Regions from separate parts of the Mus musculus genome. Here region 1 is linked to region 2. The links are chromatin loops, found by intact Hi-C in ENCODE. Cell type or tissue: left cerebral cortex. All regions are shown on one strand. Each heading gives the region's core, and the rest is flanking DNA. Links, peaks and the distances in the headings are about the cores only.

Region 1 (8,788 bases), core at 2,902-6,901, 190 kb after region 2:
GCTTTGTTCTTTTTCAAGTGTGTTTTGTGTATTCAGTGTCCCTTGGAATCCCACACATGGCACAGCTTCTAACCACACTCAACTCCATTTAAAACTATGGGCAAGTAAACCTAGGTCAAAGACATTGAGAAGAACTGATTATGTGTTCATGTACAAATCTCTGGTCATATTTAGTGGATAATGTGTTCCCTGACAACGAGTCAGGAATAATTAAAAGCAGACATTTCTTCATATGAGATACAATTATCCTGTTCTGGAAGGAAATAGAAAGCAGATAATCTGCCAATAACTTCCCGTTCTCTGAACTGTCTGCCTTGAAGTATTGTCAGATGACAGGCATGTGGAAGTTGAATACATTCAACATTATCCTTGGCGTTTCTTTTCAACGTAACAGCAGTAAGGCTCATCGAATTTCATCAAACTTAGTTCAGAGGTGACCACTGTAGGAACCCATGGCTATAGAATTACCCCACAGTCTCTCATCAGCATCCTAAGTGACAACTCTTATCATCAGAAACTGGGATGCTCCCAAACTATCCCCAAGCTTTGAATATCTAAACAAAGTCAAGCAGGGTGAACATTCAACAGACTCTTTTGTCTAAAATAGCAGTAAGGCTCCTATTGGAAGGTCAACAACAGTAGAGACCTTCCAGAAAACAAAATTCAAAACGTGTACTTAGAACTTAAATGACACGCTTTCAATGGTACCAAAATTCATTCCTGAAACCAAACCATTATTTTGTGGGACTGTTTTGTAACCAGTTGTAAACTTCGGGTAGACAGAGGTTATCTTACTTATCACGCATCCTCAGCACTTTGCTCACTTCCAAACACATAGTGGAATTCAAAAAATAGATGTTCGTTGGATAGGTAAAGTGTTGTCTGCTCAGTCTGCATTCTGTTGTGGCAACAGAACACCTGAGGCTAGATTATACACACACACACACACACACACACATATATATATATATGTATATATATATATATATATATATACACATATATATATATATATATACACACACATATATATGTTTATTTGAAGGAGAGTTCTGGAGACTGGACATCCAAGAACATAGCATCAGCATCTATTTGGTCTTGTGCTGCTTCAAGTCATGGTGAAAAGAGGAAGGGCTTCATGTGCCATGAAGGCAAAATACAAGGCCACTGGAGAAGGCTGTAATGCATTCACAAAGGCTCTGCTTCTGCTCACTGAGTGTCCCTGTCTCACACTGCCCAAACCTTGGCAGGATTCGTGGTAGGGACATGTCACATGCAAACCATAGCATAGGCTTTCCTGAGCCGTGCTGGATGTAGATGCAAAAAGATCCAAAGAGCTTAAAATCACACTGTCTCTGACCTATAAACGGATGGCATGATCTAGCACAAAGCCACCTGGCAGTGGGGGTAGGGTGTTATAACTTTGGGTGCTTGCAGAAAAACAAGGAGAAATGGGATGCATCAATAGAAGGCATCTTGTTCCTTGTTCTTTGCCAAGTGTAAGATGTATCCTTCCTTGGGAATTAGCTCCTTTAGCGGAATTCCCTGTTGTGTTGGGTTCACTTGGAGGACAATCCCAGCCCAGCCCATGTCCTACCAGTAAAGCAGCAGGCAACACAGACTTGGGTCAGCACAGCTCTGAAGAATTGTAAGACCTAATGGGGCAGCTCTGTAGGTGGTTCACTGATAGCTGAAGCCCTGGAACACTGCCCAGTTAACCTTAGTATTCATTTCCGACATGTACCCAATTCATCTTTCTTAGTGACGTTATAAACTTGGTCTTGTTGCTTGATTTAGAGACACGTCCGGTGGCCACTGACATGACAAAGAAGCTTCTAGGCTTCCTGCACTAAATGCTAAACGTCTTGTTAATGATACCATGTTCCTCCTATTATTGTTAGCTTTATTATTGTTTTAGTTAGCATTGAAAACAATGGGTCTCATTGTGACATATTCTTACATATGTATATCTTTGTGCTATGATTATTTTTATCCTATATCACCCTCCTGATATCTCCTCTCTCTCACCTTTCATCCTTTTCTATGCCCAACTAGTACCCCTTTAGTTTTCATATAGAACACATAGAACACACACAAGCACACACACACAAGCACACACACACATACACACACTTTTGTATTCTGGGTATATAGGATAATATAGTAGCTCTTTGCCTTATTCTTCCTCTGTCTTTTCATTCATTTCCCCCTGTCCCTTTAGACTTCTTCCTTTATATTTGTAATCCCCCCTCCACTTTCAGTTTTACACACACACACACACACACACACACACACACACACTACACACTATTTGTCTTTCTGAACTGGCTTAATTTGCTTAACATGTTGAACACCTAGTTCATCTTTTTTTCTATGACATTTCATTCTTCTCTCTAGTGAGATGGAATTTCATTGTGTACTTATACCACATTGTCATTACCTGCTCATGTGATGATGGTCATTAAAGCTGTTCTGTATAATGGTGATGTGAACAGTCCAGCAGAAATCGTGTCTCTAAGATAATATAGATCCCTCAGGACACATCTCTAGAAACGACGCTTTGGGTTATAGGGCAGCTCTCTTTAGTTTTCTGAGGAACCTCAAAACGATTTTTCATAGCGGTTGTCCCAGCTTACATCCCTGCCAGCAATAATAGTTTCTGCCTCTACATCTGAACAGAACTTACCTTCTTGATAGAGCCATTCTCACAGGGTCACATTCTCCTGACTGCTAAAGATGTTGAGCAATTTTTCAGATACTTACTAAGCATTTCTACTTTTGCCCCTGAGAACTCTCTGATCAGTTCAGTTGCCCATTTCCTGATTGGATGGTTTGGAAGACTGTTTAGGTGTTTGAGATTCTGAGTTCCCTCTGTGTTCTATTTAAATACTTTCCCTTCTTTAGAAGCCTCTGCTGGCCACTCAGTTTTGCAGTCTGTGGGCTGGTAAGGTTTTTCTTTTTGTCTGATTATTCCCTACTTATAGACACCCTGGGGTGACTAATGGTCAAGCTTGGGGCAGGAAGATTCTCTAAAATATGTTGAAAATGGTCCAAGTAAGAAACAGTACTGAGACCTGAGCATGTAGAATTCTCTTTTTAAATCCCAGCAAGCATTAATCAGTGTGCCAGAATGACGCAGTGCAGGGTGCCCAGTGTTCTTAGTCTTAGCTACTGTGAGCCTCAAGGCATGTAAGTGGCCCTGGAAGTTGACCTTCTGTGGCCCTCAGGCTTGGACTTACCACACCCCAACATTCCTCTCCGCTGAGATCAGCCTCTGAGGGTAGGAACTGATATCTGTGCATTCAATGGCCTAAGCTGAACCTCCTTGCTAACTGCAAGCTTCGGTGCCAGCTTTCAGGTCTCTCTTCTCCATAATTGTCTCCTGTGGCTGTTTCTCACCCTGAAGATGTGATTGAATCCAAGCCCCCCACCCCCTCCTGACTTACAAATGCTCCTGTTTTTCAGGACCTCTGGATTCGGATTGTTGTCTTATAGAGGACTGAACTTGGGGCTTCCCACGTGCCAGGCAAGCATGTCACCCCTGAGCTGTATCCATACCCATCCCTGTGCCTTTTTATCAGTGGTCCTCAGCCTTCCTAATGCTGCGACCCTTAAATATAGTCTCTCATGTTGTGGTGACACACCCCCACCCCCACCATAAAATTATTTCATTGCTACTTCTTAACTGTAATTTTGCTGCTGTTATGAATTATAATGGAAACATCTATATGTCTAATATGAGACCCCCAAAGGGGTCAATACTTACAGGTTGACAACTGCTGCTTTTTATATTGAGGCAGAATTCTGGGCTAACCTTGAACTTACTCTGTTAGCTTAGCAGGCCTCCAATGGGTAATCCCCCTGCCTCATTCTTCCAATTATTAGGATTATAAATTTTTATCACTCTACCTGGTGGCTTAAATGGTTTCAAATTCTAGTTTCTCTCTCAAGGTGGTATCCAGGTATGGTACTCCAAATCACAGGGTATGACATCACGGACCTCCTTTCACTGATAACCTATTCTGCAGGGCAGTCAGTATCTCACAAAACCTTCATCAGTATTTGAAGCTTGCATGAGGCTTGCCCTGTGGGTATGTTCCATTTTATTCTGCCTGACTTGAGGCTTCTGTTTCCTTTCTTATGGTCCAAGAAGAACCTATAGTGCCCTCCTTAGGTATACTTAACTGCCTCCTTTTTTTTTTTTTTTAACTTCTTTCAAAACCAAAAGACCCTCTTATTTTACAACTTTTACAGGAAGTCTTTGCAGATACGCAGGTATGGACAGTCCCAAAGATTAGAGCTATGTAAACTCATCATGGGGTCTCAGATGGTGAGCATCCTACCTAGCAGAAATAAATGCTCGTCACCACCCTGTGTCAACTTTCTTTTCCCACCTAGGCCTCTTGTCTTGTAAGCTGCCCCTAACCTACCAGGGGAATTACAGGCGGCATGAGTTTTGCCTGTTTGCTTTGTGTGCATCTAAATATCCTGATAACCTACTCCCTAGAGAGGACCTCGTAACCAGGCAACGCAAGTCATGCTCCAATTGTGAAGTCCTCTATCCACTTTGACTGTGGTGAGCTTTTTCAAAACAAGAACACTAAAAGCAGAGCCGTAGCCATCTCATCGGGTTCTGTCCTCTACAAAGAGCTAACAGACCCATTCCTCCTTATGAGTGTTTAGAAATTATGATACAAATACTTTTTTTAAAAAGTCTAAAACAGTGCATTCCACCTAAGAAGAAGATGTAAAACAAAACAATAAACCCCTGTTTTAAACAGAAAAGAGGGAGATGGAAGGGAGCTATCTCCTGTCTGGTGACAGTTTATTTTAGGCCTGATTCTTTCTCCATTTATAATTTAGTGCCACTTGTGTTTTGAGAAACACTGCCAAGTCAGATGGGTCTCTTAGGCAGGGACTTAATCTACACTGTTAAACACAGCTGTTCTGGTGCCTGAAGTCCTTAAGAGTCCAGCAGGACCTGAGCTAGTAAAATAAACTCAGAAAGAACCGTCTGGATTTGGGCTTCTACACACAAACCAAGCACAAATGAGCATGGAGCCAGCAGTCCTCCTGGGCCAAGGTCAGAGGCAGTCCAGGGACACAGACTTGGGAAGAGCGTTCTGTGCAGCACATCTGCTTTAAAAGCAGCTCGGAGTTGGACATGCTGGCCTTTAATCTGCAGGGCTTTGTTTTTAATGAGGGAAAGGGATCCTGATTAGTACTGCCAATGTCAGCACTTTTTGTAATAAATACTGCATTTATGAGGAATTTGGCCATCAGGTTCTGCATGATTAAATGGCCCTCAAGTCCCCCTGCCTCCACCCATGCTTCTGTTACCTAAAACAGAGAACATAATTATCCAGGTGAAAGGAGGGGCTTCCTCTCTAGTGCCAACTAGTTCTATTCAGGTCATGGCATGGCCGTGGCATGCAGGCCAGTATTGCACAGATGGATCGGGCTGGAACTCGTTCCTCAGGCTGCATTGGTTTGTGTGTGACTTAGCAGACCTGCTGTCATCTGGCTTTTCAGCACCACAGTTCCTCTAGAGCAGCCAGAATTCTCAGTTCTCACACCCTAGGCCAGAGCCTCTTCATCTTGCTTGATTTCATCTTCTTTAGATGCATGCTTGGGTATATTGTCAAAATCACGGGAATTGCACCGATCAATGACAATGAGAATCTGGTTGTGTGGGGGTAGGGTTATGCAATAGAAGAGCATGATTTTGTTGTTGTTGGCATTATGTACTAAAATTTAGACTTTATCTATTCAGTGAGCTTATCACATACAGAGTCAAAGAAAGGCAAAGGTATTCAGGACAATTAAAAACAAACAAGATGTCTACCAATGGGGGATTCGTTTCTTTAAAAGGAGGTATTCCTACAGGAGATGCAGTGTGTCTACAGAAGCAGGCCTTGTACATTGTACTTGTTGACTTGAGAGAAGTTCTATCACACAGGTATGACCAAAGGAATGAAATAGTGATGAAACTGAGAAACTCCCACTTATGTGTAAATCAAAGAAGTCACACATGACACTGTGGTCCAATCTAGTAGCATCACACAAACAGCCTGACAACAAAAAGTTAGCAAACTTTCAGAAAACACCAGAGAAGGGATGTGTGATTCCTAACCCACAGCAGCACACCTCTACAGAGCCTGTGTTCTCTCTTATCGACATCATAATAGGTGGTCTCTCCTCAGCATCCTTCTCTACTGTCAACCAAAAACTTTACTATCATTTGCAGAAGAGTCAGACCCCTCTGAGCCACCCCACCTCCATCTTCCCCCTTCCATGAGCAAATTCTTCACTGAACCATCATCTGAAAGATAAAGCACACCGAGGACATACTAAATGAACAAGAGTTCTTTGCTGTGTTGCAAAAGGAACAAAGGGTGTCTATGCGTTCACTCCACCATGACAGCGTTTTACCTTGTAACAAGTATGGAGCTAAAAATCACTGTCTATTCTAGAGACACACAGAGGTTCCTGCAGGGACGTGGACAACATTCTCAAGAACACTCACCTGGGTTAGAATTTCCCTGTGACCTTCTCTCTTCCCTTCTGTTGCTTTCTAGCTTCTGAATTATTCATGAACATGTTTTGTTTGCACTAGAAATTAAAAACTAAATAAATTCATCAAAGTGGACAAAGAAAAGTCACAGTGACATCACAGGAAACAGCACATGTGAAAAATTAAACAAAATTTGTGTGTGTGTGTGTGTATGTTTAGGTAAATACAGTTAAACTTTCTCTTCCTGTGTTCAACATCAACCAGCCCCACTAGTTTTTGCAATGATTTGAATTCCTCCTACATGTGAAGTTCTTAAGCTGATTATTTCACACATTAATTTATTTGACAACCCATCAACCCTGTTTAATGTGTGAGTGCACTGGGGTGTGACTTGGACTTCACTGATCAATTGCAAGAAATGTTAAACAGTCTGAACTAAAGTTTGATCTTTATTCATTCTCCCTGGGAATAGGGACTCAGCATCTACACATTTGTATCCCGTTCCATCTCTGTACTCCAGTGGTTCTCAACTTGTGGGTCGAGACCCTTTGGGGGTTGAATGATCTTTTCATAGGGCTCACCTAAGGTCATTGGAAAACACAGATATTTACATTACAATTCATAAAAATAGCAAAATTACAGTTATGAAGTAGCAACAAAAATAATTTCATGTGGGGGGGGGTCACCACAACATGAGGGACTGCATTAAAGGGTCATAGCATTAGGAATGTTGGGAACCCCCGTTCTATACTCACACATCCTTGTACTGCCTCCCCAATCTATAGCTGCTTTTTATTTTCCTTTTTATAATTCCTGAGCCACACAAGTTTCCCTCGAAGAGGAGGAGCCTGCCAGAGCAGTCTAACTTGTGACTCATGAGCTTCTCTTAGCTTGGGGAATTCTGCAGGGAGGTTTGCGACATATCCCTGCCAAGGTCCCTCACAGAACGTCAGTAGCCAGTGCCAGGCAGCTGGCACTCCTTGTTCCCTAGAAAGGAGCTTGTTAATCAGACTCTCCAACCACAAATGCCAAACTGTCCCCTTGCTCACTGCTGTTAAGTTCTATCCTGGGAGTTCCAGAAAGCAGAATGTGTCACCTGACAATTATACTTACACATCAGCGTTCCTTTGGGACTGGAATTAAATAGCCAAGTCCATTCTAGTTGTGGGCTAAAAGCAGATTTCTTTGTGAGGAGAAAGGAAATAGCTACTCCTTAAAGCCCCAAATGTCCTTGAACTCTTGGAGAAGTGATTGGAAGTAGGCGTTAGTAGGGAAGCTACAGAAAAGCCATCAGAGGAAAATGTTTAAAGAAAGTCACTGACAATTCTCTATGGCAGGACAGGACTCAGTGATATTATATAATTATCAAGCAGCATTTCAGCAACCGTAGCAGAGCGCCTGTCTCAGTCTTTTTAGTCTAGTGAAACTTGTCTTTTTATTCTCTAATGAAGAGGCCCTGTGTGCCAACATGGGTAGATGAGCCTGTTGAACGAGAGCCTCGTGTTTGACAGGATCCTTGCTTTCTCAGGTTCTAGTCTGACTTAGGAGGTATTGCGTTATGGCCTCATAAGGGAAAAGACCAATTTGCCAAGAACTCCAGGTTCTTCCATCCTTGAGAGCCCAGCTCGGTGGAGTCATTGTGTTCCCTGTGAAGTCTTCCTGGTTGGCTTTCCTCCTAGATGTCTCTCTGTGGATGTAATCACACTGTATGCCTCTCTGCCACCTCCCCATCACAGTTACTGCTCTGTATTTATACTATGATTCTTCATTTACTATCCAACACCACTCAAGGATTTAAACTTACATGGCAACATAGGACCAAGAGCTTTTTGTTAATCTTTTTTTCTCATGCTTCATATGTTTGATCATCATTAGTGCTCAATAATTTCACTTCCTGTTGAGAGGATGACTGATTTAGGTGGTTATTGTTAGAGGAATAAAGGGGCCAAAGCAGAGAAGATAAAAAAATGTCCAGACCAAAGTTACCATGAAGGCAGAAAAAGATGGGACCCGTAGATTCTTCCTGTTTGATTTAGAAATAGAAGGTGGGTCTTACCAGAAGTGCAGAGATGGGGGATTCTTGCTGCTCTGGTGGCTGTGGTGTAATATGGTGTCAGGTGTCAGGGTGGAGTATGGAACTTGTAATTGAGAATGGTGTAGGTTATACTCTGGGTCTGGTTGCTTCACTTTAATGCAGTGATTGGCATTAGACCTAGTCTCGATGTTCTAGAGTCCAGTCAATAATAGAACTGGCGCTTAGCCTTGTTGCCTGCC
Region 2 (8,788 bases), core at 2,713-6,712:
CTCTTCCTTCCTTCTGGGGAGTTCCACTCTTCCTCCCTTAGTTTGGTGTCCGATCTTACCACAACTTTAATTACTAGTCTTCTCTGGTAGACTAGGGAGATGGTCTCTCGCACCATGACTCCATCCATTAAGTGATGAACAATCCAGCTCTTCACAGCCAACTCCCCAAACAAGCATCAAACCTCAAAGCATGAGTAAAACATGGCGTGTCTCCCCTGTTTTGCTCCGTACACAATATTGTTCCTTCACCTGAAGCCCCAGAAAACTCTCTGATGCCTTCTTCTGACTCACAAGGCATTTACTTAGTCACCTAAAGACAGATCATACTTGTGGAAGAGGCATCATCAGGGTTGCTGAGCAACAGAATATGTTTTATTAGGAACACGTTTGTGCGGGGATAGTACCCTTCTTTGTTCTCAAAGGATCTGTTGATTGACTTACTAGCTAAATTACAACACAAGATTTTCTATTTATGCTTGTTGGAAGATTGGGAAGGAAAGAGAAGGGAAGAAAAAGAAAGGAAAGGGAGGGGAGGAGGGATGGCGGGGAGGGGAGGGAAGGGGAGGGGAGGGGAAGGGAGGAAGGGAAGCGACTCAAGACTTGCTGGCAGAGCATAGACAAGGCACTTATATGCATCCAGGGGACCCTGTTTCTTCTGTCACAGATCTCCTAATTAGGAAACCAAGGCTCAGCTTGGCTCTGCAAAGGTTTCATGATGCTCTCAATCAGGACACAGGAGATGCTCCAAGAAAGAGGAGAGGAGAAGGCCCTGTCATGTAAAATGCTCACTGCACAAGCAAGAGGACTGACTTTCACTCCCAGTAGCCATGTAAAAAGCAGGCATAGCAGCACACACCTGTAATGACGGCACTGGGGAGGCAGAGACAGGTGGATCCCTGGTCCTATTGGTCATCCAACCTCAGTGAACTGGTGAGTTCCAGGGTCAGTGTCAGACCATCTCAAACCCTGAGATGGAGAGGCAACTTAGAAAGATACCTGAAGTTGACCTCTGTTCTCCACATACAGGCACATGTACTTCTACATGTGAACACAGATAGACATGCAATGAAGAATATAGACTCGATCTGTTGGCCAAGGACTTGACACCTCCTAGGGGCTAATCAACTCAGGAAGATGTGTATCTGAATTATCACCTAGTGACTCAAGGCATTGCAGATTCCAAGGTCACTTAGTTAAAGCATCTAGACTAGTATTTATGCTCATAGAATTCTGAAGACAAATAGCAAAGCTACCTACGTAAGGGGGAAAGGGATAGCTATTGACGTTTATTAAATGGTCGTTATGTGGTAGTCACCATTTGAAAGCACTTTGCACACAAAAATAACTTTGATTGCTTTAACTATCCATAAAGATGAGAAGCCAAGACGGATTCAGAAATAATGCTATCTAAAATTAGTAGGGAGTGCATTTGAATCTTGGCATCTAACACACCCAATCTGCTATACTATCTAGGTTCTCTGTCCCACGTGAGCGTGACCACCAGGGAATTATGGCCCCCAAGAATACCCTTTGCAAAAGGAGAAAGCTTAGCTAACATAATGAAAAATTTCTAGGTTTTAAGTTGGTGTCAATAAAAAAAAAGTTTTTTGTTTTATTTTGTTGTTTTTCAAAGAATTCACTAATTGCATGTGGGCAGAGGTCACTGGAGGATGGCTTTCTTTTAGACTGAAGTCCTTAAGTCATTGTTTAACGTGTGACTTGGTTTATGTGGGCTAAACCTGGACACGGGAAGTGAAAATGTAAATAGGAACCCACTTCGGTTCCACTTTGGGAAATGCCATTTAAGGAAACTTTATGACATCGCGTTTTTGTCCAAAGCCTAGGGGTAATGAGTGATAGCATCTAGACAGGCAAACTCAGGCCAGAGTACCACAATTATAAAGGTTCTCAGACAGCTATGCTGTGATATGTGGTCAGTAGGCCTCTTGTGAGCTGTGATGCTCAGCCTCTCAGTCCTCAGAGGACCAAGTAGTGTCCTGGCCCAAAGAAGCACCTTCCTTTGGATAAACTCATGTGGCCTATTTTTATGTAATGTGGGTGGCTGTTACTTAACATTTCTTCTTCCTTTTCTTCAACAATAGTGGCTTTAACTACTTTTAGTGTGTGTGTGTGTGTGTGTGTGTGTGTGTGTGTGTGTGTGTGTGTTACAAATGTGGTAGTCTGAAGATACGTTGTTCGAGTCACTTTAATCTCTCCACCATATGGGACCTAGAGATCAAACTCAGGCCGTCTGGTTGGGTGGCATGTCTTTACACAAATCCCTTGATAGAAAGGCTATTTTTCCTTGTTGATCACCTTGTTTTCCCATCTTATTCATGGATCTTTTCATTTAAGACACATTGCTTAATATCCATTCCAGTTATCTTCCCAATCCTATCGATTTGATGCTATTTTGGTTTCAATTCATGTGCTCTATGGTTTGTTATTTGTGTGGAAAGGTCCTTAGGAAAGGGACATGAAACCCACCAGGGTGACCAACTTACCTGCCTGCCTAGGAAATGTCTAGTTATGGCATCTAAAGTCCTGTTTCCCTGTAACCCTGTGGGGCCTGGTCAAACTAGGATGGTTGTTGCAAAAGGTCTTGTATAGGCAGGATTAATCTTTTTGCACAAAATGAAAAACTCTTCCTCATAAGGCTGGGTTATATAGAGAATAATGGAACAGGAGAGACCTTTGACTTCATGTGGGTAAGTAGATATGAAAGCAAACAATCCCACTCACACCACTAGAGAACCAGGAAAGCTGCTCATGTAATTCAGTCTAAAGCCAAAGGATTGGGGTGGCTTCTGGTACATTTGCTGGAAGCAGAGAATCTAGGGAGCTCCTGGTGCGTGTACTGGAGGCTGAGGATCTGGGCTGCTTGTGGTGTGTGCTGAAGTCCAAAGGCCAGAGAGGTATGCTGTCCAGAAGAAAATGGGTCTCCAAGTTCCAGAAGGGTGGAATTTGAACTGTTGCCCTAGGAAAATCACTGTCAAAGCACTGTTAGGCTGTAAGAAGTTAGGGCAGGGTGGGTGAAACTAAGCAGATGCCCTTGCACAACAAGTACCTGGCTCTGCCTGTCTCTGGGTCTCCATCCTCAAAGTGAAAGGTTGAGACTACATGAGTTTCTCAGGAATTCTAGAATCCCAGATCTTTCTAGGGATTAGATAGGGAGAGAAATAGTTATGGAAACCAATGTTGGAAGTCTTTGGCATACAAAGCTATGGAATTAATTGGTCAGAGGTCACCACACAATCTAGGCTTGTGATTCAGATGGACCAAAAACTAAAGCACTGATAGGCAGAAACTATCCTCAAAGTTTTTGCCAAAGAAGTCCCACTTCTCACACCAGAAGCAAACTCACCATAAGGCAAGACGCTGATATGTAGAAAGAGCTCAGAGACAGGGAAGAGCATCGTAGTGTTGGTTGGATCCTCATACAGTACAGACGCAGAAGCACAGTTTCGATTGCTCCTGTCTGGTGGATCAGTTCTGAGTTTGCAAGAAGGTAAGGTCATAGACCTGAGTGTCTAGGGCTGACCAATTAGTGTCGTATGATCTCTCAGGGGTATATCAACTGGTGTCAGCTTGTTGGCCTTGTTTAGGCAACCACATCCAACACAACTTCTCAGTGGGGTCTTGTCACAGAGCAGCCATGTCAGACACGGGAGACCTGGGTTGGGACGATTAGCATTCTGGTCTCACCAGGTTGGAGTGTAGCCTGCAGAGTTGCTGCTGTGGTTTTCCTGCTCTAGAGAGGCATCACTATGCACCATCAGGGAGCTGTCACTATAGATTAGGGGGAGTCTGTTCAGTTTGCTGATTCTCTTAGGGCTGAATCCTCATCATGTTTTTCCGCCCAGACTTCAGACCCCAAGCTTTGGTAGTCTGGGTGGCTGAGATGGGAACTGTCACAGAGTCTATGGAATCTACTGCACACTGTGAGATGAATCTGGATGTTATTATACTATGTTTTTTATTGCTGTTTAGTTTTTCCCACATGCATGTTATTATTCCAAAAACAAACCTGTTAAATAATATATTCTCACATATTTGGTTATGGCAAGAACTTTCTTATTACTGACCATTGTTTCTGACTAAGCCAGGTTAGAAGAAGACCGACTTTTGAAGAACATTCTAGGCCAATCTCTGCTCTGTTTAGTACTGTAATGGAGGGACCCAACTCTGAACTCATTTTGACATGCTACCTTGGGCATTCTCTGGTTACTAGGGACCATATAGAATATCCCAGAAGCTCCGTCATTCTGATCCTAGCAACACAGAATAGGTGGCCATAGTCCTTGGATCACTCTGACTTGACATGTCATTTCAAAGCTTGAGAGAGCTGATGGCAGGAACAGATCCTTCATACCACGCTGCCACATGTCCCATGAGTCTCCAAGGGTCTTGTGGGCTCTACTTCTGAGTGTCCCAGCAAGACTACGATCAAAAGATCATCCACTATTTTCTCTCATAGTCCTTCTTTCAAGCAGAACTCATCACTGGAGGTTCTGTTGACATAAGACAGAGAGAAGGTTCGAAGACGATAATAGTTATTACTGACAGTGTAGTCCATGCACTCATGGCAGCGGGGGGGGGGGGGGCACTCATTATATTTGGGAGGCTTTGAATCCCCTCTGCCCTTGGAGCCTGGCCTTAGATTGACCCTGAATGAAGAGCAAGGCTCTCCAAGGGCCACTGTCAGCACTCCCCAGGATGACTACTACACATGGGAGGAGTCAGGGTGTGGGGGTCCTGTTCTGACTCTGTCATCCTGGGCCCCAGCCATGGCGGTTTCATAACAGAAGAAAGCTAAGCTGCGAGCACGTTGCTAGGCTGTGGCTATTTATTTTTATAAATGAGCCCAGGCTTAATTTAGAAAGCAGCTTTTGCTTTTGCTTTCTACATCCCAGCATCGGCTGTCTGTCTGGCAGGCAGGCACTGTCAAAGAATCTCATTTCTGACCCAACAAGAGCTCGTGGGTGGATAGGGGCAGCAAAGGGGTTGGCGGAAGGCCGATGCCAGCCAGGCTGCATTACAGGGAGGCAGAGACACGTGGCTGTGCCACTAGTGTCCTATTCTGCTTCCGTGTGAGCTTCATTTGTGACACCTACGTAGTCCTCGCTTGGAATAGCAGGGTGAAAAGCAGCCCTGACGCTCACGTCTCCTTTGATGAGCTACACACCAGCATACAGCAGAACAGAAGGCCTTGGGAAAGACGGTCCAGTCAGGTGCCAGAACGGGTGACACCAACGATCTCTGTTCTTTGGAGGCAGCTATTTTAATAGAGCCTAATTACAGTGGCTATTTGGATGTGCAAGTATTTTGATTTAGCTGATAAATGCCATTTTTTAAAAAAGCAAACGAATAAAGTGGACATTTTACACTCCACTTGTGAAGCTTGATCTCCACTAATTGTCAACCTCCATGTTCAGGAGTCAAGGGTATATATAGTTCAGGGACAGGGGAGGGAATGGGTGGTAGAACTCCAAAATCAGAGACTATCAAGAGCCAGGTAATGGTTAAAACAATGTAAGCACAAGGGGTAACGTGCCTGTCAGATGGGAGCATATCCAGCCCACAGGAAAACAGGAGCCTATAAAGTAAAAGAAACAGAGCCAATCAGATCTGCTTGCGAGGGAAGAGATGGAGGAAACGGTGAGAAAATGGTTACACAAGAGGCAGTGAGTATATGTTTTGGCTTCGCCTGTTCTGAGTTTGCTGCATCAAAACACCTTGTCATAAAAGCTTTATAAAATTAACCAAGAAAATAGTCCATTTAGGAGTTAGAACTTGTTTTGGTTCTTTGAGCATGTCTGACTCAGAAATGTCTACACATTTCACTCTAGGGCTTCTTGGAGCCTCAGTTTCCCCATTTTTAAAAAAAATGACCTTCCTGTTTTCCAGCCTTTTGTTCTCCTTTCAAGTGACATGACAGGGGATGAGCCAGCAGCTTGGAAACCGCCCCGGGCCACCTGGAGAAAGACGCTTGCGTGAATGACGGACATTCGAAGAGATGAGTCTTCTATGACTCAAGGATCGCAAAATTGAGGCAGAGTGGCCATGACTGCCTTGTGATTCACACAGTGTTGCCGTTGGCTGGAGGGGTGGTGTGTCCTCTGACTTTGCTCTAGCAAGCGTGGAGCCTAAGTATCTTTACGCAAGTTCTGTGGATCAAGGAGCTTGAGGGGATTAGGTTTGAAGAGCTGAGGATAACTGGTGTTTCAGACTGATCGGGAGTTTTACCCTACAAGGAACAGTGGTGGCCTGGTATTGGACAATTATTGGTTTCCTTTGCCAGATTATGCTGTGGTTTGTCAAACTTGATGCCACAATGCCCTGGAGGCAGTTTCAGTGTGATTAAAGGTGGAGCTCAGAGAATATTCTCTTCAGCCAATTTCTGCACGTCTGTTCTAGGCTGTTCAAAGGAAGAGCCTTCGTCTTGCAAAATGAAGGCCCGCTGACTTGGGTAAATCCTTCAGGATTCAAGCAAGATGGCAGAGAGCTGGGGCCTGGGCCTTCAGGGGACACCCTGGCTCCCACTGGGCAGGGCCCATCTTCTCAGTCCTGGAATGCTGTCAAAGACCCAGCTCCACTTGGGACATCCACTCATCCCTATTTTTATGAACGAAGGTGCTACCTACCCCGGTACATTTAGTCTTTGTTCCTGGCCCTGTTCCCTTTTTTTTATTGTTGCTGTGTCTTCGCCTTTTGAAGTTCTTCTAGATTCTTTCCTCGGGCATCCTGTTTGGATCCCTCGCCCCCGTGTTGACAGATAAGAGCCAAGAACAGCCCTGTTCCCGCAGGAGGCTAGCATTTGGCTCAGAAGATAGAGAGGGAAGTGGCTTCTCTCCCTGACTGCTCTTTAGGTTGATGTGGGGATTTATCCTGAGAGAAGTGTGGCATCTCCCCCAAGCCCCCACCAGCAATGGGCCTATATACCAATGCGCTTTGCCTTTATTTTATCTAACTAGGTGATGAGAGATTTTCTTTCTGTTTCTGTATAGACGGGCTAGGCAACCCCATGGGCCTCCCCTGGGCCTGCAGTGCACACTACAATGGCTATTGTTACCACTGTGACAACCTTGAGTAGATCAGGCAGTCGTTGAAGCCTCGGGCACTGTCTTTATCTTTCCGTCCTCCCTCCTCATGAGAGCACGCCTGGTTTGGCTGGAGACGGATGGCTAACCACTTGCGTCTCTGAAGACATCAGTGACACATACTAACCACATGGCGGATACCCTTCTCATTCTTTACTAATATTTTAGGGAAGATGTATTGCTACAGTCACTGCTGTGTATAGCAAGTCCAGAAACTGTTGCTTGCCCGAGACTAGCGGGGCCAGCACACATTCAGAAGTGGGAAAGCCTGCTCTGTGGGCAAATGGATTTCTTGTGTGCTTCAGAGTGATCTGGTCCCGCCACCCCCCCCCCCCACTCCTTCTGACCCGCCTATTGTAAACAAAGGTCTAGTGTCTCTTAGACTAGAGGATGTTCTGTGGACAGAGTGACAGACAGGGTGACCCAACGTCTCCCAAATAACAAGAACCAGTGAGGGAGAGAAAGCAGAGCTTTGAAAAGTGACGAGAAAGATTCCTGTCTTAGGATCTGAAACTAATGCCTGAGTCCATGGGTGGCCAGGAGAAGGCTCTGGAAGGAACATCCCTTAGGGGTGCAAGTGCTTCTGGGTATACAAACTCAGTGTTAGAGGGAAAGAACATTTCTGGAAGGTTCGTTAACTATTTCAGCATCATCTTCAACTTGACACCAGACACTTCAAAAATTCCTGAATTCTGCTGCATAGCTTGCAATTGTCCCTTTTCCTCTTCATTCTGGCTTAAGCTCGAGCAGCCAATGGGCAGGGTAGGAAGCTGGCAAGGATTTACACCAGAGCGGTTAGACATCCGGAGGCTCTTTCCACTTGTTCCTGTGACAAAGCTAAGTTGCCTTGCCCAGTATGGCTGAAGTCACCAGGGGTTCAAGGTTTAAGGCTGTAGTTGGGGAGTACAAATGAAAGAAGTTGTCTGAATTGTGCACCTGCTCTTGTGCACACACGCACATGCTTGCACACGCATACACTCACACCGAGACAGGAGAGAGGGGAACAGTCTCAACTGTGATGGCTGGGACAAATTGATCTATTGGAGCAGAGCCCTCTGGATCTCATGAGCAGCTTCATGGACACTTCTGCATGCAGTCAGGCAGTGCTCTCTGGCCTATACAGGTGTGTGCTGAGCCCCTTTAACGCAGGATGCACCCTGAGTTAATGATGTGCCAGTGAGGGATGCTACAGGTAAAATGTATTCTGCTTTTCTGATGATCAATACCTTACGGATGAGTTTGCCTGGATCTCTGGGGATGGAGGTGGGGGTGGGGGTGTTTCTTGTGGGACTGAGCCTCAGTTGCTTTCTCCCTACACCCCCCCACCCCATCCCCAGAGTCACATTTTAGAAGCAAAACTAAGAGAAAGGCCACTAAACTAAACTAAGAGACTTCCACTTTCCTGAGCACTTCACAATGCCATGCAGCCTTTTAGCCGGCTCTTTGAGATCTCGCTTGCATTGGGTGTGTCTGATGTTCTAACAAGCTCTTGATGCAGTAGTGGGAGGGAGACTCCTCCAGAGCCCAAGAAGGTGGAGGCAGAGCTCAGTGGGCTGCGCTCAAGCTCCTCTGTTCCCTGGCTCCCAGCGGCCTGCAGATTGAACTTGTAACAGGCAGACACAAGAATGCGTGTTTCGAGCATTTTGTAACCTGCCTCCCACAAACCAAAAGGCACCCTCCCCCTCCCC

The links. Peaks named below come from ENCODE experiments on the same cell type or tissue, not always from the same donor. Only the 100,000 strongest peaks of a DNase experiment are listed, where the experiment ranks them.
Region 1: it touches region 2 in a loop (2.5-fold over the local background); 1 of 42 quality-filtered maps calls a loop at or near these places.

What each region holds. Positions count from the first base shown.
Region 1 is chr14:76,944,139-76,952,926 of GRCm38, forward strand. No RefSeq gene overlaps it. Among named protein-coding and RNA genes, the nearest start is that of Lacc1, 88 kb to the right of the region's middle. In left cerebral cortex, for the core only: no CTCF peak of the experiment used is centred there; DNase peaks (open chromatin) are centred at 3,056 and 4,981.
Region 2 is chr14:76,755,841-76,764,628 of GRCm38, forward strand. It overlaps 4930431P22Rik (RIKEN cDNA 4930431P22 gene), which reads left to right and starts at 4,291. Exons shown (of 2, transcript NR_153763.1): 1 at 4,291-4,535; 2 at 5,908-6,375. In left cerebral cortex, for the core only: no CTCF peak of the experiment used is centred there; DNase peaks (open chromatin) are centred at 4,348, 4,983, 5,584, 6,002 and 1 more place; H3K27ac peaks cover 3,791 bases.